2 separate regions of the Homo sapiens genome follow, and region 1 is linked to region 2. Evidence: chromatin loops called from intact Hi-C (ENCODE). Cell type or tissue: heart right ventricle. All regions are shown on one strand. Each heading gives the region's core, and the rest is flanking DNA. Links, peaks and the distances in the headings are about the cores only.

Region 1 (16,253 bases), core at 985-8,984, 140 kb after region 2:
CACAACACTCCTTCGGCTACACATGTCTGACATCCCAGCACCTTTTCAGAAATCCAGAGAAGTAGCTGTGACAAAGGTCCTTTTTCTTTGTCAACCTTAGGACCTGAGTCCCGTGAACTCAGCCAGCATTCTCATGATATCTCTGTGACACTTTCCAGCCCACAAAAACATTCTCACTCACATTCTCCTTGCAGTATCCTTAAAAGAGCCCTGGGAGGGATGTATTACAAACCCCACTTTATAGAAATTCTATTTGGCTGGTGAACGTTGAATTCAAGCTAGAAATTCTCCATGTTTTTTATTCTTCTGAGCGTCTGGTGAAAGCATTGGGTTCGTTTATCCCAGATGAAGCACATAAATGTATCTACAAAGTTCAAAGAGTTTTAACTGTTAAATACTTTATAATTGTTAGATTGAACCACGTGAAATTGCTGATATTTGGCTATTTGTATCTACGACATAATCTAATACAGTGGTTCTCAACTGGAGGCAATTTTGCCCCCCTAGGAAATATTTGGGACATGTGGCAATGTCTGGAGACAATTTTGGTTGTCACAACAGTTCGTAGAGGGTAGGGAGGTTGCTAAACATCCCATAATACTCAGGACAGCCCCCAGAACAAAGAATTATCCGGCCCCAAATGTCAATGGTACTGAGGTTGAGAAATCTCCTTTAATATTAGCCCACGAATCACCATGACAACCCTATGAGGTAGGAACTATTATGCCCATTTTATAGATGAGGAGCCTGAGTCACAGGCAGGCTAAGTAGCTTGTTAAGGCCACACAGTTGGGAAATGGCAGGGCTAGGATTCCAAGCAGAGGACTCTGCCTTCAGAGTCCATACTCTTACCCATTATCTTAGACTGGCTCCCAGGAAAGCCTCAGAAGTCTATGACCAAGGTCCCCAGAAGCAGGCAAATGCTATTTCCATTTATGGCCACTGTGCCTCCTTCAGAGGCACAGTGTGTGCCCAGAGTCACTGGGGTGAATGAATGTAACAGAAGCTGAGTCCGCTTTGTGATTCCAGGTCAAGTCCATGAGTATTACACAAGCCCAGTGTGCCAAGGCGATACTGTGAACTGTGAGATTTGGTAACGGGGGCGGTGGGGCACCAAGGTGTTGCACAATTCTGTTATCCCCTCAGTTCTCAGCGTACACAAGCCCTGGACTGCTGGTGGTCTCTGGGCTTGTCCCAAGGGTTTATAATAGGAAAATGCCTCTACTTTACTTCCTGGCATTTGGTATTAATTTACCTACAGTAATTAATACAAAGCCAGACATCTCTTCATTGGTGTCTCTTCTAAATGCCTCCCATTTGGCCTGTGAGCTGGCGTTTTCTCATCTTTTAAGTGGTGACTGGTTGGCGGGGGTAGGTGGTCCACAAGACCTTCATAGCATAACTTGGTCTGTTGGACCTACTGAGTTTGGGCGCCCCTGCCTTGTTAAAAGCACACATTGTTCTGATGGACTCAGATGGTCTTCCTTCTGAACCTCTCTTCTCCCCCAAGGCTTGCCAACTGAGCACGGTAACGCAGCCAAGTGCTGGAAGAAGTGCCGTCCACACTCAGCATTCAATTACGCGGTGGGGGCGCGGGGTGGGTAGAGTCACGATGATGACTTCTTCTATGTGAATGGTGCCTCTCTAGCCTTAACAGGAACCATGTTTAAGCGTGCTGCTGTATGCCTGCCATGGAGTGTGGCCTTCGAAGAACATCCCCTACCCTGACTTCTGTGCCGAGCAACTTCTTATTTTTGTGTGGGTGTTCCTTGAGGTTTTGGCAAATGTTTCAACTAAGCACTCGCTCTAGGTCTTTTGGACCCAGCCCATGGGAACCTCATTCCTTCTGCGTCAGTCTTTCCCCTTGACTGCCCTAGTGCTTCGTGGGTGAGAGAATGAAGCCCCTGGTTACAGTCTGGTCATTTGAACTGCTCAGTAAGAACTCAACTCATCGAAATCAGCTTGGCACCGCAGCTACTTGGAAGTTTGAAGGAACCTGCATTTTAGCTCCTAGCACTTGCCTAGAGTCGAAATTCTGACACATTACAAATGACTGGCTCTGACAAACATAGCGCTGTGTTTTAGGGTCAATTCTGAAAAGAACAACATGGCAAAGGTAGATTCTACTCAGTTGTGTTTTCTGTGTAATAATCCTACCTTGATTTAAATATTGATTCTAAAAGTATCATGTCTGTAATCATAGAGATCTAGAATTGGTTTGACAAATTTAGGAGAGTTATAATAGGTTTATAATGTCCTGACATCAGAGAATCCTAGAATCTCAGAGTTGGAAAAGATGTTAAAGGTAATCTAATCCAAACCAATGCCATGGAGATCAGTGGTAAATTCAGGTTTTGGAGGCTGACAGCCAGAGTTTGAATCTTCAATCTTCTCTGCCACCTGTGTTCGCCACTTGGAAAGTTACTTAACCTCTTTGGGTCTCAGTTTCTTCATCTGTAAAATGGGTCAAAGCACTTCTTAGGGTGTTTGAGAGAAGCAAATGACTTAGAATAGCAGTCAGCCCACAACATTCAATAAAAGTTAGCTTAGAACAAGTTATACTGAAATTCGTAAGGAGAGGAGGAATGAGTTTGGTCCCCTTTCTCCTAAGTCCCTTCCTCAGCTCTTAACAAGAGTAGTTAAAGCTGGTTTAGAACTTCAGACATAAGTGGGTTGTTCTTTTTCAGCTGGGTTCTGCATGCCTCTGGGCCCCTCTTCTTCTTCTTGGTAGCATCTACACAAAGTTCCAAGATGTTAGCTTCCCTTGGAGTGAAGGGACAAATAAAGTAAAAAAGAAGTTTCTGAGTCTGGGGACATTTGCATATTTCTTATGAAATGTCTGGCCTTCACTCTACATTGACAGCATGAGTTGCCTCAATGATTCCAACTATGTCTTGCATGCCTACCAAAGATCAACACTGTTCTGGATGCTGGTGTACATCACGGACTCATTTAAACCCACAAATTCTTATTTACAGACCGACCGAGCTATCACGGCCATGATCTTTCTCTATACAGCAATTTGTCTAGCAGGACAGGCAGAGAATGTAGAAATGGAGCCAGTCTCTGCAGAGGGCTGGATGAGAGTCCTAAGGCAGGAAGAACCACGGGCATTGCAAGAAGAATGGTTCCCTGTGGGCTGGGGGTCAAAGATGCTTCCAGCTAGAGCTTCAAAGGCGAGACCCTGCTATTGCTCATTTGGTTAGACAAACCACTAAAGGAAGGAAGTCCCTGGAGGTCTGCTCTGCCTACAGTCAGGACATGCAAAGCACATGACCAGCGGGTCTCCCCATGGGACCCTCCCAGGACCAGCTGGGACATAATGTCCCCCACGTTCTGTCCCCTGCAGCCAGCTGGAGAGCATGTCTCCGCTACATAAACAATAACTCCTGGCACAGTGGATCGGTTTCTCATGGTCCTGATGGGAGATAAGGTCCCCACAGCTTAGAGCAGCCAGTTCTGGAAACTTTCACCTTCACCCCACAGCCCAGCTAATTTCCAAGTTTGGGATTGCAATAAGCTCTCTCAACATTCTAACACCCTGCTCCCTCACACACACACACATATCGCAGGTCTCTGTGTACTGAAGTGTTCCTGAGAGATGGGTCAGAGGCTCCAGAGTTAGCAGACGGGAGAAGGTCTGCCTGCCTTCCATCAGTGAGAGAAGAGAGAGGTCAGACAGGGCGGCTCGGAGTCTCAGGTTCTCCAAGTTCCTTTAGTCCTGCTCTAAGGAAGCCCTTGCTCACCCCTTCTGACTCTCTAGGGTAGACTGTCTAATCTGCTAGAACAAAGTCTCCCAGGGACCAGTGCCAAAACTCATGCAGGCTTGCCTCTCTGGCCTCTCTCTCTTCCCTCCTACAAAGATTTTTCTGATACACCCTTTGCAGGATATTACAAGTCCAGCCCTACACTGCTGGATGATAAACCAACAAACCCAAACTGACCTCTTTTTGTTCCCTGGGAACTAAAAACATATGGAGTGGGCATTTATATACCCCAAAGTGGGTAGGAATGATGAATCAGCCTGCTGCTCCATACTGTATTATCTCCTTATAGGCAAAGACCCTGTAGTTTTGCTCAGGTTTGCCACTTTGTGGCCATATAATCTTAACAGTTATATGACCTCCCAGGTCTCAGTTGCCTCACCTGTCAAACAGAGGACAAGGTGTTATCTATTTTACAGTGTTAGTATAAGTACTGATCTATGCAAAGACCTAGCAGAATGCCTGGCACTAAGCAATTGCTCAGTAAATGTTAACTGATGCCAAGTCTTATCATAATTATAAGCAGTGTTATCTTTGTATCCCCAGTTCATAGTACAGTACTAAGCACAGAGAGAGGGTGGGAAGGAAGCACGAGAGGATGGATGGACGGACTATTACTTCTAGCCTGTATCTTGTCTGACTTGCAGGCTGGTACCTAGAGACAAGCAGATTCCAGTGGTGTCTCTGGATAGAAGGGCACTGACCAGTTCTATGGATCATGATACCCTCTATGGAGGGTCAGAGTGAATGAAAGGCATGAGATGGTGACTGATGATTAAGATGGCAGGGAGATTTGGGAGTCATATAAAGAACACAGGATTGGGAAGAAATTCCGATGCCTCAGCTTGGGGATCAGATCTGCCCTTAGTTAAATGCTTGACTCTGAGTAAGTCATTTCCCCTTTGCGCCTCTGTCAGAAGTAAGACGAGGGATCCTACATCTAATTCCCAGCACCATGATTCATGAGCTCAGGCGAAGGATGGTGAACCGAAAGCCTAAGCCCACCAGTCTGGGAGTGGGAGTGTGTCTTCTAAGCCCACCAGCCTGGGAGTGGGAGTGTCTGATGCTGATAGGCTAGCAAGTGTTGTTTGGTCTCTAAACAACCACCCGTGGCTGGTCTGACACCAGCAAGGGGGAATGGGACATTATGTCCACAGGAAGGGCCTCTGGTCACCCTGGTCTCCAGGCCCTGATGGTAGGAAGGAAACCAGGCAGGCTTAGGAACTGCTGCCTCCCAGCTATTTCCCTCTCAGCTCTCTGCTGACCACCGAGTGTCTCGTAATGAGGATTGTTCCAGACCAGGCAGGTTCGTGTGTTTTCTGAACCTCTGCTTTGGTCTAATATGCTTTGGCATTCCCGCGCTGTCTGCCAGAGGTTGCAAAGTGGGCTTTTTGCGTTGTTGTTGCTCTTGCTGGTTCCCCACCCCTGCCCATTTTTCTCTCCCCAGGGCTGTCTGAAGACATAAGCTGGTCTCATGACCAAGCTTAGGCAGCCAAGGGCAACTGGCCAGGGCTGACTCTGGACATTACATAACCAGAAGGCTGTGGATGTTTGCAAAATTGAATCCAAAGCAACAGGTTCCACAAAATTAGTACATCCAGCCTCAGGACACAGGAATAAGAAAGCCTGGAGGTTGGCCTTGGGGATGGTTGGGTACCACCGTGGGCTGCGTCACTCCTCCACTCCCTTCTACCTGGACATTGCGGCTTGTCTCCTCTGGGGAGTTTCCAGGCCTGTGGGGTCTCACCCTCATGCCCGTATTAGACAGATAAGCATTCACCAAGTCACTTTTGCATGCCAGGTCCTACCCTAATTGCTAGGGATGCAAATATGAGCAATAAGTTAAAGGGCTGGACAGTTCCTGTGGACCTCAGCACACCCCACATTGAACTTCTGATGAGTCACACACATACCTGCCTCTTCTCTCCCAACCTGACTCTAGTTCCTAAAGATGGAAACTGTATCTCCCTCACGGCCTCCCTGGCTCCTAGCTGGGAGCTCTGCATGTAGAGAGGTGCTTACAAAGATGGGGTGATGAACCAGTTGCTGAGTTATTCAAGGTGAAGCCCCAGTCTTCTGTGCTAAGGCAATCACCAGTACACCCTTCCATTGTATACCACCCGCTCCTCCTTACAAGTAACATGGCCCGCATCCCAGGGTGCTTAGAATGCCTGAGCTAGAGAGGATGTTAGGAGCACCAAGCCCAACCCCACACTGTTAACAGGTGGCAAAACTGCGGCCCAGGAAAAGGGACAAGCCCAAGGTAAGCAGGCTATTTAGGAGTAGAGGTGAGACTAGGAGGCAGGTTCTCTAGATTTCAAATCTGGTGTTCTTTTTCTTAAGGGCATACCTCCTTCCTGTACTTCATGATGTTCATATCCTCAGTAATATGTTTAATGATAAGAATATGCTTAGCAAACATTGCTAACTATCTAGGATGCAAGAAGACAATCAGCTGGGAAAATAGGGAAAGAAGGTGAAGTTCCTGCCTTGGGATGAGGTTCCTGTGATCAGCACAGTTTCCATGTAAAGATTTGAGGGCTGTAAACCTAAGCTGTAACCTCAGTGGCTGCATGAAACCTGTAAGCACTGTTGAGTCCCAGATAGTCAGAGCTCAGAAGAGTTCATAGAGATGATCTAGTCCAACCCCCTCATTTCACAATTGGGAAGATTAAAGCCCAGAGAGGGGCAGTGACTTGACCAAGGTCTCATGGTTACGAGCTAACAAGGCTATCTGCCATCTGGCTCCAGAGCTCAGCTTCCTAACAAGTGCCTTGGAGTGACTCCACCTGCATGGGCTCTTGGACAAGGCAGCCCCATGCCCCCTCCCTACCCATCCCTTTATGCAGCCTTAGCAGCTCCCTCTCCAGCAGGCAGAAGGGCTGGGTCTGGCTGGTGCTTAGACACACACCCCAGTTCCAACCCACTTTGCCTCCCTTAGCCAGGACTCTTCTGGCAAAAACCCAAAAACCTTCCCGGAGCCAGGGTGATGACATTACCTACCTTCATCTGCTTGATGGTGTAGACCAGCGTGCCGAAGGGCCCCTCCTTTACCAGCTTCTTCCCCACCACCTTGGCCCGGATCACTGCAGAGACAGAAGGAGACAATAAGAGGTTAGGAAGGCCTGAACCACATCAGGAACAGCATCTCAGGGCGGGCACGCTAGCCTCTGTGGAGCCTGGAATTGCACTCTTACCTTGGAGCCAACTGGAATAGATGATTGTGTTTACAAGAGTGGGAATTCCCTGGGGTGAGAGGGAGGTTGGAGGAAAAAGAAACAGCCACCATTCAAGTTAATTACCCCAAATATTCACAATTGCCAGCTCCAGAACTTCCAAGGCTATAGTCAACCCCCGCCGACCCTGAGGATTTTCTTGACTTTGTGACTTTACCATAATCCAAAACCTACTTCTCCTGTTAGAGCCATTGTCCCCCCTCCCTTGTCCATCTGACAATGCCATGGTCTCCCAGATCTGTTCTCTTTCCACTAGGACCCCTTTCTAACCACCTCATTTGGGGCTCTTCCTTTGCATGCATTAATTCACCACATCTTGACATGTCTACAGGGTTGTGGTGCACCCTAGCTTCCCACAGTGCCCCCAGTTAGCATTCTGATTGAGCCCTTGGTATCCAGTGCTTAGATAGCAAGGGATGCAATAGAGTCTGAGCTCTATGGGGATGTGGTTAGAAGAAGGAGCAATTGGGAGTCGGGGCTCAGGAGCCAGACAGAACTGTTCCAATCTCAGCTCTGCTGTTTATGGCTATTGCGACTGTATGCAAGTAAGTAACTTTGTTTCTGGCCTCCTCTTCTATAAAACAGGAATCATAATGATACTAATCTCTTGAACTGAAGGGATTAGTCAAGATGACAAATGTGAAACTCTTGATACTGTCTTGGACATAGTTTGCACTAGACAAATATTATTAATATCATCATCATTATCATCACCAAAAATGAAATGGGCTAACCATGGAAGGGCTGTTCCAATGAAAACAGCTCCCATTTATTGCACACCTACTATGTGCCATGTACATTTCACTTATTTACTGCTCTTAACTGTCTTACAAGGGCAGTATTAGCATCCACATGATCTAGATAAGGTAACAGACCAAGAAGTGAAACCACTTCCTCTTTCTGAGCCTCAATTTTCTCATCTATAAAGAGGGTATAACTCTCTTTACATCAGGGAATTGGAATCAGGATTGAACGAAAGATCTTATGAAATTTCCCACTACAATGTCTGGCAGAAAGGATTTACCCAGTAGATACTAGTTAACTATGAATACAAAAGTAATTACACCCAGTGGGTTGAGGGCTGAAAGAGAGGCATTTACCACATGCACTGGGAACAGAAAGAGGAGAGGACTTGACTTTTAGATTCTACAAGGTTGTGCTTCTCTTTCTACGTTGTGTGAAAAAGAAGCACCCAAGAGCTGTCTTCAGGTATTTGTAAAATTGGCACATGGAGGAGCAAATGGACAGGTCTTGAATACCAAAACTGGAAATTGCAGAGAGTAACATTCATTGGCTCAACCAAAGAAAAAAATCGTCTAATAATAAGAACCAGCAACAAAAGGCAGGGGGGCTGCCATTAGGGCAGAGAGTGCCTCTATCAGGGGGTGTGATGAGGGTGCTGGATACTTCCATGCTAAGACCTCAACAGGAATTGGAATGGGGCTTGCTTATGCAGTCATACTTTGAATTACAAATTGAACTCCTTCAGCCCTGAGATCCTATCAATCTTTCTTATCTCAAGTTGCACTTAGCCCAAAAAGGAGTAGATACTCAATAAATGCTTGTTAAGTAAAATACCCTTCACACACACAAACACAAACACACACACACACATTTTGGTAGCTCCATTATCCTTCCTCATTGTGGATGCTCCACTATGTATCCCAGTTATTTGACTCTAATCTCTGTTTTTAAAAAATCTTTACTAAGAACTGATTCCTCATCCATACTGGATTCTGTCTTGTTTCTTTCCAAATGAGCTTGGATCCTACCCTTGCAGTCAGACATGAAGTCAGGGTTCAGATGAATCAATGGCCCCTTCAGACCTTCCCTGCCGGCGATGGCAAAACACACAGTCATTGGCAAAGTGAGCAATTTAGCGGAGGCAGCTCAAATTAGGAGGAGGCGAGTGGTTGTTTCCAAGTCTGCTGTAAAAACGAGAGGTTGGCAAGATCCCAGGCCAATGTCTGTCAAGATCCTGCATCCACCTCTGTTTCTAACATTGCGGTAGTATTCTCGGCGACAAGCCAGCCTCCCGGAGGCCCCGGGGACTGTTTCCTCCATATTAACTCTCACAGGCAGGTTATAACAGCTTCACCTCCGTGCAGAGGCATGTCTGCCAGCCTTTACCACTGATTCTTCCTGAAATGATTTGGACCCATCTTCTCTGCCTCATTAACACAGAAGGTAAACAAGGGAGCGAGTCTTGGCCGGGGGGTGTGGGAGGGGCAAGGCAAAAGGGATTCCTTTAAATAGCAACATCCTGGTTCAAAAATGGCTTGACTTGATTTAGACAGAAGATGTCACAAGCAGACCTGCCCCATAAAGCTGAGTACTGCTGGAAGCTTCTGCACATACAACCAGCCAACTCCTTCCTTACCCCAAATAGCCTGAGCTTGGAACCTTTTCATCTGAGGATAGTTCAGTGAAAAGAATACGTTTTTGTAGTCAGGAAGCTGCATTGAAGTTTGGGTTCCACCATTACTGTATGATCTCTCTGGGGCTCTTTCCTCCTGAATCTCTCTGGCTTTCTTAGCCCAGTGCCTCTCATGTGGCTAACAAGTGATTTGCTTATTACTATTGGAGCAGCAACATAGCATTGCATTAAAGAGCCTGGTCTCTGGAGCCTGAGAGCCAGGGTTCAAATCCCAGCCCTGGTGCTGGGTGACCTTCAGGAAGTTGCTAAACCTCTCTATGCCTTGGTTTCCCAATCTGTAAGATGGGAATGATGAAACAATGCCTCATAAAGTTGCTGTGAGGGTCGTATTAATATAAGCGCTGAGAACAGTATGTAGTCCATCCCAAACCTCATGTGTTTGCTACCACTGTTATTAGCATTATCACCACTATGGTGATGTCTATTTTTATTCCATCTTAGGGCATACCATCTTCAGACTTCTAACATGCACTGTAAGCTAAGGCCTGGGAGTTCTCCCTAGGATGAGAAGAAAGGCAACCTCATAAAAATATTCTAGCCTTACAGAACTTCAGGGAGAGGTGGAGAAGCACAGATGAAGTAGTCAGAACAAGTATAGGAGGTATTTTGGGATCAGGAGTGCCTACTCTATCACATGTACCCATCCCACCTTATCACCCATGTGTAACCCAAGAATTGCCTACTAAGACCAGCCAAACAAGATCACAGTCATGGTTCCAAAAGTCTGAGGCAGAGATGGCCCAGTGAAGAGGCCACATCAGTGTTTTCCTTACAAAAACAAAACTTCACTAAACTGAACTAAAATTAAGTTACATTCTGCCCTCCAAATAGATTCTCAAAGTCCTTCCAAAGTAGAATTGCTGGCCAACCCCAGATCCACCTATTTGGTTTGTGCATTAATCTGTCCGTATTTGCTCCAGTTTCTCCTCTGTAATTCAAATGTGTGCTATTTTGTACTCTCCTGTTTGGCAATCAGGGTTCTCCCGAGGCATTCGCTGGCCCAGGGGCCACAGGGAACAAGGGAAGTGGGGTGGGAGGAGGTTGTGCTTTTCCAACAACAGAAGACACTTTTCAAACTGGTAACTGGCAGCATGTCTAGCCATTCCTTCCACCTTGTTGTGGTGGCTAGAAGCCAGCTTTACAGATGGGCCAGGCTGGACACAGGTTGTCTTTATTCCCATTCATGCTGGAGTATGGCCCCTACACTGTCTACCCAGTGCCCCCAACAATCAAACCAACATAGGCATGAACTAGGTTGGTGTCTGGAACATTGGGTTGGGTGCTGGTGAGGGTGACAACAAGAAATAGAAGTCCTATTTCCCGCTTCCACTGATGGCTAGTCTAGTGGGGAGATAAGGTTTAAAAGTTTATGGCTGGCCGGGTGTGGAGGCTCACCACTGTAATCCCAGCACTTTGGGAGGCTGAGGTGGGCAGATCACGAGGTCAAGAGATTGAGACCATCCTGGCCAGCATGGTGAAACCCCATCTCTACTAAAATACAAAAATTAGCTGGGCATGGGGCCGCCTGTAGTCCCAGCTACTTGGGAGGCTGAGGCAGGAGAATCACTTGAACCCAGGAGGTGGAGGTTGCAGTGAGCCGAGATTGCATCACCGTACTCCAGCCTGGAAACAGAGCGAGATTCCATCTCAAAAAAAAAAAGTTTATGGCTAGAGGACTAGTCTCCAAGGTACAGAAGCACCAATCAGAGAAGGGAGAGGTGAGGCTCAGTGTGAATCTCAGCCTCTGAGCCTCTCTTGTCTCTCTAGAATTTCTTTTGCTCTTAGGAAGAGAATCTGGGCTTCTAGGGATCTGGTGGTCAAAAGAAGCAAGGAAGAGGCTGGGTGTGGTGGCACATGCCTATAATCTCATCACTTTGGGAGGCCAAGGCAGGAGGATCACTTGAGCTCAGGAGTTCCAGACCAGCCTGGGCAACACAGTGAGACCTTGTCTCTATAAAAAATAAAAAATTATAAAAATTTAAAACAATTAGCCAGGCATGGTGCCGTGTATCTGTAGTCTCAGCTACTCAGGAGGCTGAGGTGGGAGGATTGCTTGAGCCCAGGAGTTCGAGGCTACAGTGAGCTATATCTCATGCCATTACACTCCAGCCTGGGTGACAGAGCAAGACTCTGTCTCAGCAAAAAAAAAAAAGGAAGAAGAAGAAACAAGGAAGAGATTGATTAAGGAATAAGCAGTATTTCAATGTAAAAGTATCTAAGAAGAAACTAACTAGGATGTGTGAACTTATATAATGGGCACATTGATCTATAAATATATATGGGGCCCTCTTGAATATATCATGCGCCTGAGAAGCCAGGCATAGAGGCATATATCTCTATTGAACTGTCTTTGCTTCCTTTGAATATTTGTTTGGGCAAGAGTGCTAGTAAGAGCTTACAAAAGCAAGGCAAACAAGGCACACCTCTTCCATAAATATACCTTCATGCTGCCTCTCCCCACCTCCAGCTCTAGCAGTATGGACCACAGTGGCACAAGTTTTGAACAAAGAACAATTTTCCAATGGCAATTGGGATTGAGTTTCCAGAAAAGCTTACTGGTGTGTCTCCAGAAATTGCACATGTGCTGTTCATCAGCATAAACAGAGTGGGGCAAGATACCCTTGAGCTGCCCTCCCTCTCTCTCTCTGCTTCTATCCCCCATCCAACCATTGTCAACCAAATCCAGACCCTTCTTCCCCGACCTAATGGTTGGACTTTCCTACTGGCAGACTAGAAGGCCGAGCAACAATGCTACCCATTTGGCTGGTCTGGGGATCAAGGACTCCTTAACTAATTAATGTATACTAACTTAGGAGTCCAGGTTCCACCCATGGTAGCATCAACGGAAGAGCAGTACAAATCCTCTCCATGACTTAGGAGTTGATTCATGCTATCTAGCAGGTGAGATACCACCGCCACCCCACACACACACACAACACCCCCATTCCTGTCTCTCCAAAGACCCCATAGAATGATTTTGCTGCTTTAAGGCATGGTTTTTAAAAGGACAGCAAGGATAAGTAAGGGACGTCTGGTTAGTGGGTAGACTGCATTTCTTCAAATGCAGAAGTCACTGTTAGTGTCAGTCCCAGGGAAGGGGCTGCTCTTCTGATGGGACCCCAGCAGGCAGGCTCTAGGTAGGAAGAAAAGCCTGGACCATGGGCTCGCATCTTCGGCCTAGACTTGGAGGAAAAGAGGGATCTGGAAGTGTTGGAATGATGCCCTACCCATGAAAACACACCAAAAAGGAGGAAAGAGGGATCCCTGTCACCCAGCTTGTCTCACGGCCCCTTCGTGTGTATTTTATCATCTCCCACAGGATGACAAAGGGAGCGGCCTTGCTGAGGCCGGAGTGCTCATGGCAAAGGCAATAGGTCAGGGACCCACAGGGAGGTCGGCCTGGAGCCCGCCAAGCAAGCCTTTTTCCTGCCCACCTTGGACACTCTACAATGTAGCCTGCCCAAGGAGGGCAGAGCCAGGCTCTCTCACTCTTCCAGCTGCTCACCCATTCAAGAATTACAAACTGCTTGCTTTTCTTAGCATCACATTAGTGAATCTAGAGGAGAAGGAAGGGAACTAGAACATACTGATAACAACCACTACCATTTATCGAATGCCTCTTAGGTGCCAAGCAACGTGTGCATGTTCTTTAACTCTGTCCTCATGGCAAGCTGGTAAGGTGGCTACTGTTGTGGCTGTTAATGTCCCTACTTTCCAACTGTGGACAATGAGGATCAGGTAGCCTGTAAGCAGTTTTGCATCCTAGTGGGGGAAAAAAAAAAATGGGAGGTCCCCCAGGACAGCAGACCACCTAAAAACCTTTACATGGGATTTCACACTGGTTGCAAAATAGTTCATAATTTTACTGCATTCCCCACTTTCACTGCAGAGGATCAGAGAAGAAGATTGATACCTAAAAGGAAGGACCCTTGATAAGCTCCCAGTGAGCCCCACATCCCTTTGATCACCCACCCACCACCCTTCCCAATCACTTACACAGACACACAAACACATGTCCTCTGATTAGTAATAAAAATCTAGAAGTCATCGCCATCAGCAGTATAACAGTATATCGTATCATCTGTTTAGACCTTTGTGCTCCCCGGCAAGGCTTTCATGGAATAAAAACAAATAACTTAGAAACCACAAAACCACAGGCTCCCTAAGGGTTCTCCCAACACAGGAAGTTTGAAGTTAATTAGATTGATTAATTAAATGAGACAATGTATATGTACAAAGGTACTTTGTAACCCTGAAGCTAGACAAATGATACACTGTTATATTGCTGATGGTGATGACTTGTAGATTCTTAAATTTACTAATCAGAGGAAAACAGCAAGAGGAACCCGAAAGATTCTTGTGATTCAGCATTTCCTCATCCCCCCAGGATCTTGAGAACCTTCCTCAGTGACCCTTCCCAAGGTCCTTCTCAGATATCTGCTGCCTCTCTGGGGATGCTTTGATGATGTCTAGGTGAGAGGAAAGGGCCTTCGGAACTAAGGGTGAAAAGCAGAGGCCTGAGGGGCCTGCCTGGACTGGGTCCCTCTGATTCCCAGCCTATTGATCACCACAATCCCAACTCCCAAAAAAACCCTCCTGAAAGACTCAGAAGCTGAAAGGACAGATCAAGAAAACTGGAGAAGTGATCACGGCGTACTGGAATGAAAAACAGGCATGGAGCACGTGGGGTCTGGGTGAAGTCGCTGCCCTGTTTCTCTGTGACCTTGGGCAAGTCACTTCCCATCCCAGCAGATAAATTGTGGGTGATAATTACCAGCCTCCAAAGGTGCCTGCAATAACCTAGGCAGCCTCCCCCCTAACCTCTCCAAAGCAGTGCTTGTCGAAGTCACCCATGACCTTCTTGGTGCTCAGTCCGGTCATCGAGGTGCAGGCTCGTGGTCCTGCTATGTTCTTCCAGCTTGTGGGTCTCAGCACCATCTGCACAACTGACAGCTCCCACGCTTTTGCCACCGCCAACCTAGAACTCTCATGAACTTTTTTTTTAAACAAATTGTATTTTTATTTTAAGTTCTGGGGTACATGTGCAGGATGTGCAGGCTTGTTACAAAGGTAAACATGTACCATAGTGATTTGCTGCACCTATCAACCCATCACTGAGGTATTAAGCCGAGTGTGCATTAGCTATTTTTCCTAATGCTCTCCCTCCCCTACCCCACCCACCAACAGGCCCCAGTGTATGTTGTTCCCCTCCCTGATGATCTTTTTACTTATATATCCCAGAGTCTACATTTAGTCTACATTTATACCTGCAAGCCTAATAAAACATCTCAAATTCGACCCATCCAACACTGAGCTCCAGATAACAGGCCTTCCCTGCACCCGGGGCTCTCATGGCCTTCTTAATCTCAGGAAATTGTAGCTCACTCTACTGCACACCCTAGCACCCAAGCATGCTCTCAGGGTCTCTGACCTTGCAGTTCCCTCTGCTGGAACACTCTTTCTTCACTTGGGCGGGGGACCTTCCCTGATCCTGATCCATGCACATTCCTCCCCCTCCTCGCAATCCCTTGGCCCCTGACACTGTGCTCTATCAGACACTGGCCACCATCTGACATTATACATTAACTTGCTTCTTTACTGATCATCTCTCCCCATTAAAATGTAAGCCTCCCCGGGCAGCAGGTTCTTTGCTTTACCTATTGCTGTAGCCAAAGCTGCCCGAAGAGTGCCTGGCACATAACAGGCACCTCATATGTATTTGCTGAATATGGGAAGCTACGTGTGATTTCTTGTATAAAGTGCCACACACAGAGTGATTTAAAAACAGATAAATAATTCCTGTGCAAGCTCTGTCAAATGACCAGTCTTTCTAAGTCTTATTCAATCAAAAGGGGGTAACAGCAATTCTCGGTTCACAGGGTCAGATACACAACTCTTCAGCAACCAGGAAGGTGTTTCAGTATTGTGAAGACGTATACAGGGATAGAGAGATACATAAGGCTCCTAGGAACTCAAGGGCCAGAGGTGAGAGAGACCAGCAATGACACTCAAGTAAGGCAGGCTCAGCAATATAAGCAAGGACGGAAAGCCAGGACAGAGCCAAGAAGAGATGAAGTCCATCTCAGGGGAGGGGTGTCAGGGAATCGCCCTGGAGATGGCATCAGATCTGAGCCTCAGCCCATCCTGCAGAAGAGACTCAGTTTGCTGCGTCTGAATCCAGAGGAGGAAGAAGTCTGGATCTGATCTGGGTGGGGGGCGGAGGGGGCGGCGGTAAGGAGAGCAGCTGGAAGTGAGGCAGAATCACAGCCGGGCTCTGAGCAAAGCCAGAGCCGATCTCCCGCCTTTCCAGGAAGATGATGACCCCCCTCCCACTGCAAGAGCATGGGGGCTGGGGGCTGGGGGTGGGGAGCGGCGAGCAGCCTGAGTGAAGAGGAACTCTCTCTCTTCAGAGAAGTCCCACAAATAGGCTTTTCCTGCATCCTACCCTGGTCCCCCAGGGCCCTTCTCTCTTGTCCGTTTCAAAGGCCCTTTTCGTTGATGTCAACGCCAAGGCCAGACCGTTAACATGCACTCCCCATCAAGATAAGGAGTCCCAGTTCAAAGCCTGTCCTGACTAACTCTTTCCGTTAAGTAAAAATATTAATCTTGGTTTTATTTAAGCAGGTTTTTTTGGCAAGAAATGAATGCCTGTGGCTAAAAATAAACCCAAAGACACACACTCAGAAAATCTGGAAAGCTGCAAATCATTTCAACCCAAGTTTCCATCTCAGGGAAAGCTATTAAACCTGGAGGATATGAAAACCTCCCTGCCCAGAGATTCCTGTTTCTCAGTACCTGCCTTGTGTTCCGGGGTCC
Region 2 (16,253 bases), core at 4,180-12,179:
ATGGAAAATTTGGATGTCCTGGATTTTATCTGGCCTCTCTGCTTATGGAGGGCAGCAACAAGAGACACTGCTGGCTCTGCTACCACGGGGCCAGTGAGAGGTTGGCCTTAGAGCTTCCTTGTTTTCTGGCTGGGAAGAGCCAAACCAGATCCCCCTATTGACCCCATTCTCAGAGAGCAGCTTTCCTTGCCTGTGAGGAGGGCTGTCCGCCACCAGCAGGGAGGGAGGGAGCAAAGCTGAGGGGACAGTCCAGAGCCAGACGGCCTGGGTACTGTGGGCTCTGGTCCCTGTTTTCCTTCTCAGTTATGTGACCTTGGGCAAATCCAACCTCCGAACCTCACATTCCTCAGCAGGAAGGCAGGGTCATGGAATATCTTCCTGGAAGGGTAACTGGAAAGATTAGAGATAATGACATGGGTGGAGCTGGTACACGGCTTAGGCTGTCCTAAGAGGCCCTGAAATGGTAACTGTTATTAACAATTAATTGCAATTACTAATTGCTGGTGAGTATAATCGTTGTGGAAGCCAGGGGGAAGGAAGCCATTTGGCCTGCCTCTCAGCTCAGCTGGATGTGCTGGAGGGCTGTCTTCCAGAAACCCTAGAGGAGGGTGTCGAGATCCTGGCGGGCTGGCAGTCCCTCCGCTGTGAGGATGAGGTGCCGACTCCAAGTCAGTCCCCTCCTCCTAGAGTTGGTTGAGAGGCTTAGAGTGGAGACACACAACTCTCTGTTGAAGACACTTGGCTCTGAGGAACAAAATCCTTGTGCCTCTCTCCACCGCTTCCCCTACCCCTAAGGCTCTCCTTGAACAAGGGCAGGCCCTGCCTGTTTGTGTGGGGAAATGAAGGGGTTTCTGGGATGGCTGGAGGGGCTGGGGGTGGAGATAGGAAGGGCCTAATGAAGGGAGTTTTGTCACTTTCTGCTTGCTTCATTCCATCACTCAAACACACCACCCAACACCACCTGGAGGGGCTCTGGACTTCATTCCTCTCCCTCTGGGCACCCACGCTGCACCCCCTGCCCCTCCCTACCCCCTCGCAGTCCTGGCCCTGGTGTCTGGGGGAGGGAGGGGTCCTGGGCATTCCTCAGCAGCCTACCCCGTCGCCTGGAGACAGCTCCGTTTTCCCAGGCCCGGCCCCTTTTATCAGGGAGACAATGTGCACACAGTGAGGGCCTTGTGCGGCACCCAAGCCCCGAGCCCTTTGACTTGAGGAATTTTTCAAGTGCTGACCCCTCTCCGTGAGGTCTACACGCTGTCCAATCCAGCGGCCCGGTGCCCCTGCTGCTTCCTACCCAGCTCTTTCGGGGAGGAGGGGGGAACAGTGAAGAGTTGTTACCCCCGCCCTAGTGGAGTCTTAGGGGAGAGCTTCACCCTCGGAAACAGGAGCTAGAAAATCTGGGGGAAATGGCTTTGAGCAGAAGAGAGTGTGGGGAGAAATCTGATGGGTGCTGTTTCTTCCTAAATTTCTCTCTTCTTGGCTGCCTTTCTAAAGAACTCTGCAGATGCTGTGGGGTCTTGAGGCTGGTGCTGAGGGATCACCTTCTCTGGCCTCTGTTTCTCCTATGTGAAACAGTGAGGTTGGCCTAGGAGCATGGCCCCCAAAAGACTTTCTATCACAATGACATTCAGATTCCCAGGCACCATCTACACCCTCTGTGTTGGATACAGTTCTTTGCATGAAAAAGAAATAGACTTTGGGCCGGGCATGGTGGCTCACGCCTGTAATCCCAACACTTTGGGAGGCCAAGGCGGGTGAATCACAAAGTTAGGAGTTCGAGACCAGCCTGGCCAATATGGTGAAACCCCATCTCTACTAAAAATACAAAAATTAGCAGGGCGTGGTGGCGGCATGCTGTAGTCCCAGCTACTCGGGAGGAGAATCACTTGAACCCAGGAGGTGGAGTTTGCAGTGAGCCGAGATCGCGCCACTGCAATCCAGCCTGGGCGACAGAGCAAGACTCCATCTCAAAACAAAACAAAACAAACAAACAAAAGAGATTTATTGAAAATGTATGGGGAAGCTTGCAGAAGCAAAGGAAAATAGGGAGACCTGAGTGTCAGAAAGATGGGGCTGTTGGGTCCCTGGATCCCCGGGCCCCTCCACAGATCTAGGTGGCAGGAACAGTCTCAGGATACATCAGCTTGAGTGTCAGAAAGATGGGGCCATTGGGTCCCTGGATCCCTGGGCCCCTCTACAGATCTAGGTGGCAGGAACAGTCTCGGGATAAATCAGCTCCTGCTTGCTTTCATCCTTGTTTCTCTCTGTTCAAAAATCAAATTCCTGGGGAAGAACAAGCCCGGCTTGTTCTACTCCTTGCTCTGCGGGCACTTTGGGACAGTCCCACCAGGACTGCACAAAAAGAAGGCTTGCTTCCATCAATGCAAATGCAAATAGAACTGCTGTTACCAGAAGAAGGCAGAATGGATACAGGACAGGCCACACGGAGATGTTCCCCTGCAATGATGGAATCAGAATATCTAGACTGGAGCTCAGGAGATGAATTTATTTTTATTTTTATTTTTATTTTGAGATGGAGTCTCGCTATGTCACCCAGGCTGGAGTGCAGCAGAGTGATGTTGCCTCACTGCAACGTCCGCCTCCCAGGTTTGAACAATTCTCCTGTCTCAGCCTCCCCAGTAGCTGGGACTACAGGCACATACCACCACGCACAGCTAAGTTTTGTATTTTTAGTAGGGACGGGGTTCCACTATATTGGTCAGGCTGGTCTTGAACTCCTGACCTCAGGTGATCCAACTGCCTTGGCCTCCCAAAGTGCTGGGATTACAGGCGTGAGCCACCACGCCTGGCAGAGATGAATTTTTTAAGTGGTGTAAGGCCAAGTTTAGAAACCCCCCAAGCTAGAGGACTTGTTTCATGACGCTCCCACCTGGTAGAACTGGAACCAGTGGGGGAGAACAAAGAGGGAGACATATTTAAGCTCAGTATACAGAAAATTCATCTAATTGGCAAAGTCATCCAGAGACTGAGTGGGCTTCCTGGTGAGGGAATGAGCTCCCCTCAGGTGCAGGTGTTCAGACACAGCTGGGCTACCCATTTGGGAAAAATAATGGGGCTTAGACCATGAAAGGGTCAGGCTGCAAGCCTTTAAAAGGGAGGCTCGGCCCTGAAGTCTTTTGTTTTCTCTCTGATGTCTTCTCTATCACTTCTCATGCCCTTGCCTTGGGCAAAGTCTGAGGAGTTTCAGCGTTTCACTTGTGAGTCGTGTTTTCTCCTCCACAACCTGGTTTTCTGGCCCAGGCCCTCCAAGTGACCTTTTTTCCAAAGAGTCCCTCGGATGCACGGGTCTTCTTGAGCAATAGCTACTCCTGGGGTGGAGTAGATTTCTGCCTGAGTTACAGCCTTGCCCTGGGGGAGGCAGGGCTCTGGGCAGATGCCAGCCTCATTACAGAACGTCTAGGAAGCCCTTGGGGCCTGTGGAGGCCTGCCTGGGACGTGCATCTTCGACAGGAGAGAGGCCATCTGTGGTGGCAGGAGAAGGGATGGTGCTTCATTTCCATTTTCCTGACTTTCTGCCCTGGGTTTGCAGAAGGGACAGGAGTGTGGGTTTCCTGAAGATTTGCACTAAGCTAATTGCCATCTTCAGAATAGGCTTAGCGAAATTAGGGGTTGTCTGTGCAGCTGCTCAGAGGGGACAAATCAGTCCGTGAGTGAAGGGGCAGGTGGTAGGAAAAAGCACAGGCATAGAGAAATATTTCCCTGCTATAAGAAAAACAGCAGCATAGGCTCTATGACAGATGATATCTGCCACTTGGCTTCGGCTGCAGAGAGATGACAGGGAGCACTGGGAACTGTGTTGGGCGTGAGAACCGATGCCTCCTCTGAGGCAGCAGCTGCAGGCCCCGCAGCCAGTTTTTACCATGTGGGAATAAGGGCCTGGTGTTGTCGAGTTATTGATTTTCAAGAAAAGTCAGAAATCTGAATTTTTATATGAATGTTCTATTATTACTATTATTATTATTATTATTATTATTATTATTATTTGAGATGGAGTCTCACTCTGTTACCCAGGCTGGAGTGCAGTGGTGCAAGCTTGGCTCACTGCAACCTCCGCCTCCCGAGTTCAAGCTATTCTCCTGCCTCAGCTTCCCCGGTAGTATGCACCACCATGCCCGGCTAATTTTTTTTTTTCTTTTTTTGAGACGGAGTCTCACTCTGTTGCCCAGGCTGGAGTGCAGTGGCACTATCTCGGCTCACTGCAACCTCTGCCTCCTGGGTTCAAGCAATTCTCCTGCCTCAGCCTCCTGAGTAGCTGGGACTACAGGCACCACGTCCAGATAATATTTTTTGTGTTTTTTTTAGGAGAGACAAAGTTTCACTATGTTGGCCAGGATGGACTTGATCTCTTGACCTTGTGATCTGCCCACCTTGGTCTCCCAAAGTGCTGGGATTACAGGCGTGAGCCACTGCGCCCAGCCAATTTTTTTTGCATTTTTAGTAGAGATGGGTTTTCGCTATGTTGGCCAGGTTGGTTTCGAACTCCCCACCTCCAGTGATCCGCCCACCTCAGCCTCCCAAAGTACTGGGATTACAGGCGTGAGTCACCTTGCCAGCGAATATTCTATTTTAAAAGTATACAATTTAAGTGCAACAAAACAAGACTGTGGATTCTATGAGGTCTACTAGTTGGCAGCTTCTGATAAAGAAGACAGGAGTCAGAGTAACTATTTGGTCTAGTTCCTCTTCTGGGACTATCTCCTGGCTAGACAGTAAAAACCAGGATGGCAAGGGGGCTGTTTTGTTCAGTGCAATTTCAAGGGCCTATGTAGCACAGTGCTGAGAATATAGTATGTCCTAGATGGATGGATATGTGGATGGATGGGCGAATGTGTGGATGGATGGGTAGATGGGTGGGTAGGTGGGCGGATGGATGGATGGATGGATGGATGGATGGATGGATGGATGGATGGATGGCTGGATGGATGGATGGATGGGTGGATGGATGCATGGATGGATGAATATGTGGATGGATGGGTGGATGGATGGATGGATGGATGGATGGATGGATGGATGGATGGATTCATGGATGGATTCATGGATGGATTCATGGATGGGTAGTTGGGTGGATGAATGGATAATAAATGGTCTTAGCCTCTCTTTTGGTGCTCTGCACTTTTCACCTTGACAGGCTCCACTTTCCCTTGCCAAACAAGACACACAATATCCCCGTGATCCCCTTATCCTCCTTATGCCATCAAAAACCCTTTTCTGGGATGATCAGATGTTAGTCACTTGCACCTTGGCATGAATTACTTTTTAGTATATTACCTTTCCTGTGGGGATTTCCCCAGTTGGGCCCTTAGTAGATGCTCAATAAGTGTTTGCTGAAGGCATGATGTAGCCTTCCAAACGTTAACCCTTTCTGTGGTATGAAGAGTGTGAACTTGCAGACATCTGTAGGAATGAGGGTGACATAGTGCTGTGTCTTTAGAGAGGAGAGGGGTAGAGGGAGTGGGTGTTTGATGCCTTTTTTTTTTTTTTTTTTTGAAGATGGAGTCTCACTCTGTCACCCAGGCTGGAGTGCAGTGGCTTGATCTTGGCTCACTGCAACCTCCGCCTCCTGGGTTCATGCATTTTTCCTGCCTCAGCCTCCCGAGTAGCTGGGATTACAGGCGCATGCCACCATGCCCGGCTAATTTTTGTATTTTTGGTAGACACGGGGTTTCACCATGTTGGCCAGGCTGGTCTTGAACTCCTGACCTCAGGTGATCCACCCGCCTCGGCCTCCCAAAGTGCTGGGATTACAGGCATAAGCCACCGTGCCCGGCCCTGATGACTTTATTTACCCTAAAGGCCTATGCTGGAGAGGAAGGGAGTTCCCAGGGATTAGACAGGGAAGGTCTCCATCATGCTCGACACCAAGCAAGGTTTCATTTAGAGCAAGGCAGATGCTGCCATCTACCTCCTCTTGGAGAGAGAAAATGACCTGTCATGTTCTTAGGGACATACCCAGCTGACCTCGACCCTCCACCCATCATGCTGATGCACAGGAGGGAAAGAGATGAACATTAGTTAAACACCTGCCATGTGTCAGGGGTATCATTCATGGGGTCCTTACAGCAGATATAGTAATGTCCTTATTTTTACAGTTAAGGAAACCAAGGTTCAGGAAGGTTGACACTGGCCTGAGGCAGCACTGGAAATAAATAGCTGAAAGGGACCTGGGCTTGTCTCCAAGGCTAGTGGTGCTCACGCACTTCCTTACCTGGGGAGATCAAATTCTACCCTTGCAGCCCATCGGGGAGCAGCTCATTTGCTAGCACATTCTTGGCAGGTTACAGAGGCCCTTAAATCTGTGTCTTCATATAATCCTGTTGACAACATGTGAGTAGATCTTCTTATCCCCATCTACGGAAGAGGAAGCAGAGGCTGGTCCAAAATCAGGCAGCAGGTGCCAGAGCTGCCAACTCAAACCCAGGTCTTCTGCTCTGTGCCTGTTGTACATTAAAGGACACACCCAGGAACATTCATTTCTCTCCTGGGTGCCCCCAGGACGTACCTACTTCCTTTGCCCTTGCCCGTGTCCTTTTGGCAGACACACACATCCAGATCCTGCTGCACTCATCTTTGCAGCCCTGGCAAAGACTAGGTACCAAACATTGGATGGATGGGTGGACGGTGACCTCAGGAAGGTGACCCCTGACCTTCAGACTGAGTTGGCTGCTTTTTCTGTGGGCTGAGGGGGATATTTGTGTGAATGCTCTGTGTGGTCATTTTCTATTTTTGTGTCTGTCCCTCCCATTAGGTAGTAAGCCCCCTGAGACCAAGAGCTAGCTATGTTGTCTTTGCGCTTGTTTCCTTAAAGCCTGCAGACTCTGGCACATAGTAGGTGGTCTATCTGTGTATGTTCAGCGTCTTTGAAAGAAGCCTTTTCTACCAACTGAAGTCCAATTTCCCCTGCACCCCACATCTTATCCTCAATCACATTGGTTGTGCATTTTATTCATAGTACTTTTCTTTTTATCTATTTATTTTATTATTATTATTATTATTATTATTATTATTATTATTATTTTGAGACAGAGTCTTGCTCTGTTGCCAGACTGGAGTGCAGTGGCGAGATCTTGGCTCACTGCAACCTCCACCACCCGGTTTCAAGCAATTCTCCTGCCTCAGCCTCCCAAGTAGCTGGGATTACAGGCATGCACCACCATGCCTGGCTAATTTTTGTATTTTTAGTAGAGATGGCGTTTCACCATGTTGGCCAGGATGGTCTTGATCTCTTGACCTCGTGAACCGCCCACCTCGGCCTCCCAAAGTGTTGGGATTACAGGCATGAGCCACTGTTCCCGGCCTCAGTGTCTTTCAAAGAAGCCTTTTCTACCAACTGAAGTCCAATCTCCCCTGCACCCCACATCTTATCCTCAATTCCATTGGTCGTGCATTTTATTCGTAGTACTCATTCTTTTTATCTGTTTATTTATTTATTTTTTGTCTTTTCAATAAGCATGTAAGCTCTCCAAGAACAAGGACTACATCTGCCACTGTATCTGCTGTATCTACTCCTATGCCTGGTGTGGTGCCTAGTCCACATAAGGCTCAATAAATAGTGATTGAATGAGGGAGTGAATAAGTGATGTGAATTGTGATCAGATCCTGCCCACAAAAATCTCCTTCTCTATTGTTCTCAGAGGCAAAAGGTGGGGATCATTTGTCACATCCTGTGGCTCGGGGCCCTGTTATGTCTCAGTTTTTTGCCTCCGCAGATCCCCATACAGGCATAGGGAGTCTCATCACTCTTAGTGCATTCCTTCCCTTCCTAGTTCATTGGACCTTGCTAATTGCATGGAGGACTGAGAGGCTGCACCATTGTTTGCGGTTGAGGGGGCGGTTCCTCCCTCTGGCAATGGGAAGGTGCCAGGAGGGTGAGCTGTTCTCAGGAGAAAACAATGGAGCTAGAATCAGATCTTGGGTCCCTTTGCGTTCCAAGGTCTTTCTTCTGCCACATCTCTGCCCATCCAGCCTGCCACGTGACTCTCTTGCTAACTGGCAAAGTCTCTGAGTGTTTTGCCTTCATTTTCTGCACAGCCCATTGGTTGTCTTCCCTGCTTCTGCCTGGGCCACAAATCAGCAACTGACATGTTGCATCAGAAACATGAAAATCTCTTTCTCTATTTCCACTCCACCCCCAGTGGGGGTGGCCTGCGGAGAGACAGCTGTCCCTGGGACAGGACATTCCTGACCTCTCCTTCCTTGGAAGGACATCACCAAGCCCTGGCTGCGTTAACTCTACATACAGGATCGATTTATTGGAAAACAGTCCTGTTTGAACACAGATCCTGTTTGTATGAATTCCCCTTCTTCTGCCCCTGCTGCAGCCACAAAAGAGCCCCATACCCATTCCTCATCAGTCTCTCTCATACACACTTCCCACCTCCCTCAACTAGGGATTTCCCACCCCAGGCAGCACCAGTTTTATAATATTCTTCTTCCTGGGGCCTCAGATGTGGCAGTAAAATATGAGACCACCCACGGAGAGAGAATCTTCGTGGAATCCAGAGCTCCCCCAGGCCAAGGACTTGATTGATTGGCTGAGGTATTCAGGGAGCTTATTATGAGATTGAACATATTAGGGTGGGAAGAGGAGGCAGCCATGAGAGACAGAGCCCTTAGGCACAGCGGGTCCATCCATTTTGCCTGAGGTCAAACAGCCAGTCAATTACAGAGGCAGCAACCCCAGCCCCCAAAGGCATCTAGAATTCCAGACCATCCCTACCCTTCCCTCTGCCAGACAGAACCGTTCAGAGGCGGCTGAAGCCTGAATGAGCCCCCGGCAAGGAGGCAGCAGTCTGTGTGGCCCATCAGGAGACAGACTTCTGACTTGCAGCCAGGCGGGGGGATGGACTCCCTGACCCTCAGCTTCAGCCCCAGTCCGTCTGCCAGGCCCTGCAGTAAACATTCCAGAGATGGGCAAAACAAATGTTTCTCCTGGGAAGGTGAGGTCTCATCAAGACCACAGCTGCTTGGGTGGTATTGGTGTAGTGCAAAGTGCTTCAGGTTCCAGGTTAGAATCAAGTCGAGGAATGCCAGTTGCGAAGGTTGGCCTCGTACACACCCCCACATCGCAGTGGCTGTAGACCTGTGACTGTATTACAATGGTGTGCCAGTAGATGGCAGTCAAGTGTCTCCAGGAAAGGCCGGCCTACAGACAGTATTTCCTTACCCGGTCAGCGAACATTTGTTAAGCCTGTTGTCCTGTGCCCTAGCTCATTGTGCTGGATACTGGAGACACAGTGAGCATGGAGACTCAGTTTCTGGTTTCCAGGAGCTCACAGACTATATGTTTGGGGGCAGAGGGCAGCTAAGTGATGTGTAATGACAACGTGAAGTGGTAAGGGCTGGAATGGTTGTAAGTGCAGCGTGCTGTAGGAACCAAGGGAGGACGCTCAGCCCAGCTAGGGAAGGGGGTGCTGTCAAGGAAAACTCAGCAGAGTAGATATCACTCATAGGATCTTGAAACATGAGAAAGAGACAATCAAGGAAGTGCCAAGCAGAGGTGAAGGCCTGTGCAGAGGTTCAGAGGCAGGACAGCACAGGAGTATTTAGAGAAGCACAGGAATTTGGATGCAACCATGAAATAGACAGCAAACTGGAGGGGAAGCAGACCCCCAGTCAGCAGGGTCCAGATCATGAAGGACGCCAGGGCTCTGGACTGGATCCAAAAAGTCTGAAAGACCACTTAGGGTCTCCAGGAAAGGTACCCAAATTCTTCCCTCTAGAGTTTGGGTACCCAGATCACTCGTGTGACTTTGAGCAGAGACTTCTCCATCTGGAACACGTTGGGAGCAATCCCTGCCCTACCACCCCTCAGGGTTGGCATGAGGGTCAAATAGGAGGAAGGATGTGAAGGGTCTGGCTGTCCTTATAGGCCAAGGCCACCTCTTTTCCCCATCACCAGCCATCACTCCTTGCACCTGTGAGACAGATCAAAGCAAGGTGAGTCATAATTCTGCTTTGGAACCCCCAAGAGGGTAAGATTGTTTTGTTTATTTGTGGGTCCCCAGCACACAGCACCCACTAGGCACAGGGTAAGCACTCGATAGCTCTTTGCTCTTGTGGATTCTGTTTCAGGCCATGGACTACATACTTTGCAGCTTACTGTGTGCCAGGAACTATTCTCAGTGCTTTGTATGCCTTGTTTCATTTAATCCTCATAACAACCCTGTGAGGTGGCTACTACTATGAGCCTCATTTCCTAGGTGTGGAAACTAAGGCATTCAGAGGTTGGCTTACCCAAGCTTGCACAAGTGAGTGGAGGAGTTGGGGTCCTATCCAGGCTGTATGCCCTGAAGCCATTGCACTTTACTGCCTTGTTGCATAGAGGATTATGTGACTTTCTCACCACACCCTTCCCTGGTAGTTACTGTCACCACTTGACAAATGAGGAAACTGAGACCCAGAGGGCTAAGTGTCTTGTCTTAGAACACATGGTCAGTGAGTAGTAGAGCTAAGATTTTGCCCAAGCCTGTGTGATTGCAAATCCATGTTTTTTTTCCCAGTATGCTGGTGATTGTAATGATAGGTTACCATTCCCGGTCCCAGGCCCACCCAGTACTTCTTTTAAATTTGGAGCTTGGATTTAAAAGCAAGTGATTTTTAAATCCACGAAAGATGCCTACCTTGGATCCTGCTCTGGTCCTTATTAGCCACACCTCTCTTGACAGGCAGAGGAGTTAGGAGTGAGGGGATATTCCCACCAAGACCCTACAAATTGCACTCTTAGGCCATGCCCTGGGTACCCAAACTCTAGAATTCCCTCCTCAAAGGGACCTTAACCCAACTTCAGAGCCTATATAGGCCAATTCCTTGGTCCATTTTCCAAGGGGTGGCCAAAGGACAACCATTTGGGGAGGGGAAGGGAGTAGATGAAGCTTGGCCACGTGGTCTGGGCAATCCACATACCCGCACCAGGAGCCTCAGTGGTGCAGAGGAGAGTGGGTGGGGAATTAAGGAAGATCTTGGGTGAGGTCTGAGAACCAAGAGCTGGCAATCCTTGTGCTGCCACGTGCTGGGTAGAGTGCAAAGAATTCTGAGAAGTTTACATTCTGAGTCTTTAAGGTCATTATGAAATTGTATCTGCCAAGGAAGGAAGACAGACTCTTTGGGACTCTTTTTTTCTTTTTTCTTTTCTTTTTCTTTTTCTTTTTTTTTTTTTTTTTTGGATGGAGTTTCATTCTTGTCGCCCAGGTTGGAGTACAATGGCGCAATCTTGGCTCACTGCAACTTCTGCCTCCCAGGTTCAAGCGATTCTCCTGCCTCAGCCTCTCCTGCCTCAGCTGGAATTACAGGCGCCCACCACCACTCCTGGCTAATTGTTTGTATTTTTAGTAGAGATGGGGTTTCACTATGTTGGCCAGTCTGGACTCCAACTCCTGACCTCGTGATCCGCCTGCCTCAGCCTCCCAAAGTGCTGGGATTACAGGCATGAGCCACCATGCCCAGTGGACAGATGTCTTTTATTTAAATGTTTGCTGGCTTGATTTTGTCAATTTTAAATATTAGACATATGACCCATAGGTTTCCATTTGTCGCTTTGCCCCAGGCACTTCAAATACTAGACATGGGCTTGTCCTGGTGTCTGGAATTTGCTGATACTACCTTTAAGGATTACGATAAAATTCACAAACTGTATGAAAAGATTCTCTTTGCATGAGGCTGTCCACATGGGTATTTATTTGAAGACCATTGCTGAAAGAAAAAAAAAATCAAAATCTTGCTTTCGAGTCATACTAATAGTTCCTTTCCTACTAAACTACCGCCTAGTTGACATCTAAGCCCATCAGGACGTAAGAAAAAGTGGTGCTAATATCAGAGCTGTCAGTCAGTTTTGGGAAGAGATTAACTCCACCAGCATCAGCTAAGAGTAGGTAGAGAGACTTTGGAAGCAGACAGGCTGAAGCAGTTAGTGAATTTGTAGAAAGGATTCTTTCACAAATGGAAGGCTGAAAAATAATGGGTGATGACATCCATCTTCCAAGGAAAAGAGTAGGAGACTAAGAAGGTTGTTTAATGCTTAAAAAATTATCCATTAGAAATAAATCATGTGGCTGCATCCAGCTGATGGGAGACTTGGGGTACACATTTTTATGTACCAATCTGTCAACTCTCTTACTGTGGGAAAAGGGGAGAATGAGTATTAGGAAGCAAAGAGCTGTCTCCGTCCCAGAGAAGGTTTATGGAAATGCTTAACACAATGCTCAGTTCACAGCAAGTCACCAAGAACTATTAGTGTCATCATACCAATAATCAAAAAGAGAAAATGGAAACTTTGTTACTTTTTGTGAGACGATATCCAAACCTATAAAGACCCCAATTTTCACTGCTATTTTTCAGAGTTGAGCAAAAGCACAGATATGGAATTAGAAGTCCTGGGTTCAAATCCCTTAGGCAAAATATTTAGTCTCTCTGGGTTTCAGTTTCTTCATCTGTAAGTTGGAAATAATGATATCTACTTCGTGGTGGTGGTTGTGAGTGTTAATGAGAAAGGCTGTAGGTTAAACTCTATAGCAGAGTTTCTAGCACAAGAGTTGATACTCAACAAGTGTTTTTTCATCAGTCCATTCACTCATGTATTCATTCAACAAATATTAATCAATTTCCTACTATGTGTTAAGCACTCTGGTAGGTGTTAGGAAGAAAGTGATGAATACAATAGGTTATTTCTGACCTCAAGGAGCTGTGGTATAGTTTAGTGGTACACAGACATTAAACACAGTTACTAATTATAATTATTGTTGTAATAAATAGTATGAAAACAATATGAAGAGACTCTCAGTATAGAGATGAATCATAGGTCAGGATTAGGGTGCTTATGGAGAAAAATCACCAGGTAAATGAATTTGAGAAATAATTAAAATGTAGAATCAGTGAGTGTAGGGATGATGTCTAAACAATGGGTAGATAGGGATGTCATGTACTGATGATGGGGAAGACAGAGGCAGGGATGTAGAAGGAAGTCTGTGGAAAGAAGGAAGGAAGGACGGACGGATGGCAGATAGACAAAGGAACAAATGAGGACTGCTTTATTAGACAAATAGAAAAATAGAGAAATGGGTGAGACTGGATAGATCAATAATAAATCTTTGGTGGAGTATGTGGGGCATATAGGTATAACTCAATAAAACAATACTGCATTATTTATTTTTGTAGGATTCCCTTTTTTGAATAGTTAGAAGATTTGGATAATGGGCGTCACTAAAACATTGATTTTTGTTGAGAGTTAAAATGCCATAACATTTTTAATGTTAAAAGAACACAAACATATATACTTGAGAATGAAACTGGATCAAACAAAACTGTATTTTCTAAAGTCTTTAAATTACACACTTTCTAGCAATCATCATTCTTTTATACATTCAACATATTTCTGAAGACTAAATTGGAGGGTTGGAGGATACCAAGATAAACCATGTGTGGTTTTGCCTTCAAAGGGTAGGGGAGACAGGATTAACATATATGTGAAGATAACATGATGAAAATCATGAATTTAAGAAAAATATGGATAAAACACTATAAACATCCTTTAATTCTTTTAAAATTGATACATAATAATTTACATATTTATGGGGTACGTATTGGTGTTGTGATACATGTAACGTATAATGATTAGATTAGGATAGTCAGCATAGCCATCATTTCAGACCTTTTTATGTGGGATCCTTTTTCTTATTTAATCCTCAAAGTAACCCTTAGAAATATGTAGCACAATTATTATTATTATTATTATTATTATTGTTTGAGACTGAGTTTCGCTCTTGTTGCTCAGCTGGAGTGCAGTGGCGTGATCTTGGCTCACCGCAACTTCTGCCTTCCGGGTTCAAGCAATTCTCCTGCCTCAGCCTCCCGGGTAGCTGTGATTACATGCATGTGCCACCATGCCTGGCTAATTTTGTATTTTTAGTAGAGATGGGGTTTCTCCATGTTGGTCAGACTGGTCTCGAACTCCTCACCTCAGGCAATCCACCTGCCTCGGCCTCCCAAAGTGCTGGGATTACAGGCGTGAGCCACAGCGCCCGGCCTGTAGCAAAATTATTAATATCATTATTTTACAGATGCTAAAACTGAGATGCAGAGAGGTCAAGTGACGTGACAGAACTAGAACTTGAGCCTCCAATCTTATCCACCATCTCCCCTCTACCACACACCACCTATAAAGAATGAGAAAATCGGCCAGGCGCGGTGGCTCACGCCTGTAATCCCAGCACTTTGGGAGGGCGAGGTGGGTGGATTGCCTGAGGTCAGGAGTTTGATACCAGCCTGACCGACATGGTGAAACCTCATCTCTACTAAAAATAAAAAAAATAGCCGGATGTGATGGCAGGCACCTGTAATCCCAGCTACTCGGGAGGCTGAGGCAGGAGAATCGCTTGAACCTGGGAGGCAGAGGTTGTAGTGAGCCGAGACTAGGCCATTGCACTCTAGCCTAGGCAACAAGAGTGAAACTCCGTCTCAAAAGAAAAAAAAAAAAGACTGAGAAAATCAGTAGTGAAGGTGGGAGGAGACAGTAGGATGGCTGAGGATGTGTCTCAATATGCACCTCTGGGGTAAGGCCTTTGGGAGAAGGGAGAAAAGAGTAAAACAGCCTGCATCCTTACTCAGCTGATTTCTTCCCCTTTACAGGTCGAAGTATTTCCATGGGAAGAAGGTGAATGGAGAGATTGAGATCCGAGTGGAGCAGGTAGGTGGGAGCTGTGTCTTTAGCACTGTCAACTGACCTTTTCTGCCGCTGGGGCTGTTCTTACATGCAATCTTGGTCCCCATCTTATGTGGTCATAATGAGCCAAGATTACCAGAAAAGTCCAAGCTTATACTTGGGAGTCTCATTAAATTTCAGAATTGTTTGGGCCAGTGGTTTCCAACCTTTTATGTTTTAGCAGAGACCCTTTCTTCAAGGGAAATGTCAAATAGGAACTCATTCTACAAAAGAGAGACACGTAGAGCTGCTCTGATGGAAATGGGCAGGTGGAGCCCAACTTCTGTCTGTTCTATACCGTTCCTTTTGGCCCCTGGGGCATCTCCTTGCAGCCACCTGGGCTAGAGAGCATAGTTTAGGAACATAATGAAGGGCCTTGAATCCTGCCTCTCTCATTTTCTAGGTTTTGGGTAGGTGACTTAATCTCTCTCTGCCTTGATTTCCTTATATCATTGTGGGGATTAAATTATTTAAAACCTCAGAAGGGACCAGAATTGCAAATACTATCTCTTGCTATTGCTATTAATATCAATATCCAGGTCCCTCATTTTATGTGGAAAGAAACACAGATTTTTTTAGGGCTGTGTAGGGAGGCAGTGGCAGAATCAGGAGTGGAAGGTGTGGTCTCCTGGCTCCAGATCAAAGCTTTCTCCTGTTCGTTCCGCGAGGACCTCCTCTCTGCCAAACACTGTGCTCAGCCTTAGGAGAGCACATTTGAGCATAGGTTCTGGAGCCATACTCCAGGTTTGAATCCTAACACCGCCCCTTACTAACCTTGTGACCTTGGTTGAGCAATACTTACACTCCCTCCAGTTCAATTTCTTCATCTGTCCAACTGGGGCAATAATAGCATCAGCCTGTGTTCATAGGGTGCTGTGAGGATCAAACGAGTTAGTCCATGAAAAGTGCTTGAACAGTACCTGGCACATACTGGGCACTTAGTAAATGTTACCCATTTATCATCAGCATCATTATTCTTTATCCTCTTCCTACTCCTCCTCCTCCTCATCATCAAAGGCAAACAGTAAATAACATAGACAAGGTCCTTGCTGTAAAAATGATTTCAAAATACAATTTTTAAAATGGGGGGCATGACTGTTCTTCTCCCTGCACTTTTTGAGCTTACCGTGTCAGAGAAACAGAAAGGTCTTCTAAGCAAACTAAGTTGGCTTAATATTAAAACACCTACACTTTGAATTTCAATTTGATTCTGTGGCTTTCAAGTCAACCCAATGTCTACTGGTTTTCCTTCCATGGCAGAGAACAGGTTATTTTTGTTCATTTTGCAAATATTTGTCAAGAGTCTACTATGCTAGCTAGCTAATATGTGGAGAACGAGTATATAGAAGAAGAGGCCCAGTCTCCAAATGCCTGTGGTCTAGGAGGAGAGGTGAGCTAAGTCTTTTCTTTTCTTTTTCTTTCTTTCTTTTTTTTTTTTTTTTGAGATGGAGTCTCACTCTCTTGCCCAGGCTGGAGTGCAATGGAGTGAACTGCAACCTCTGTCTCCCGAGTTCAAGTGATTCTTCTGCCTCAGCCTCCTGAG

Evidence for each region. Hi-C counts contacts between places; a loop is a spot of excess contacts. Peaks named below come from ENCODE experiments on the same cell type or tissue, not always from the same donor. Only the 100,000 strongest peaks of a DNase experiment are listed, where the experiment ranks them.
Region 1: it touches region 2 in a loop (2.3-fold over the local background); 7 of 110 quality-filtered maps call a loop at or near these places.

Annotation. Positions count from the first base shown.
Region 1 is chr22:32,840,049-32,856,301 of GRCh38, reverse strand. All of the region lies in intron 6 of SYN3 (synapsin III), which reads left to right. It overlaps TIMP3 (TIMP metallopeptidase inhibitor 3), which reads right to left. Exons shown (of 5, transcript NM_000362.5): 2 at 6,768-6,850. Among named protein-coding and RNA genes, the nearest start is that of TIMP3, 46 kb to the right of the region's middle. In heart right ventricle, for the core only: no CTCF peak of the experiment used is centred there; DNase peaks (open chromatin) are centred at 1,561, 3,341, 3,731, 5,251 and 1 weaker place; H3K4me3 peaks cover 184 bases; H3K27ac peaks cover 8,000 bases.
Region 2 is chr22:32,979,087-32,995,339 of GRCh38, reverse strand. It overlaps SYN3 (synapsin III), which reads left to right. Exons shown (of 14, transcript NM_003490.4): 3 at 14,638-14,695. Among named protein-coding and RNA genes, the nearest start is that of SYN3, 71 kb to the left of the region's middle. RefSeq lists an enhancer at 7,485-8,386 and a silencer at 8,962-9,256. In heart right ventricle, for the core only: a CTCF peak has its summit at 9,122 (motif pointing right); a DNase peak (open chromatin) is centred at 9,119.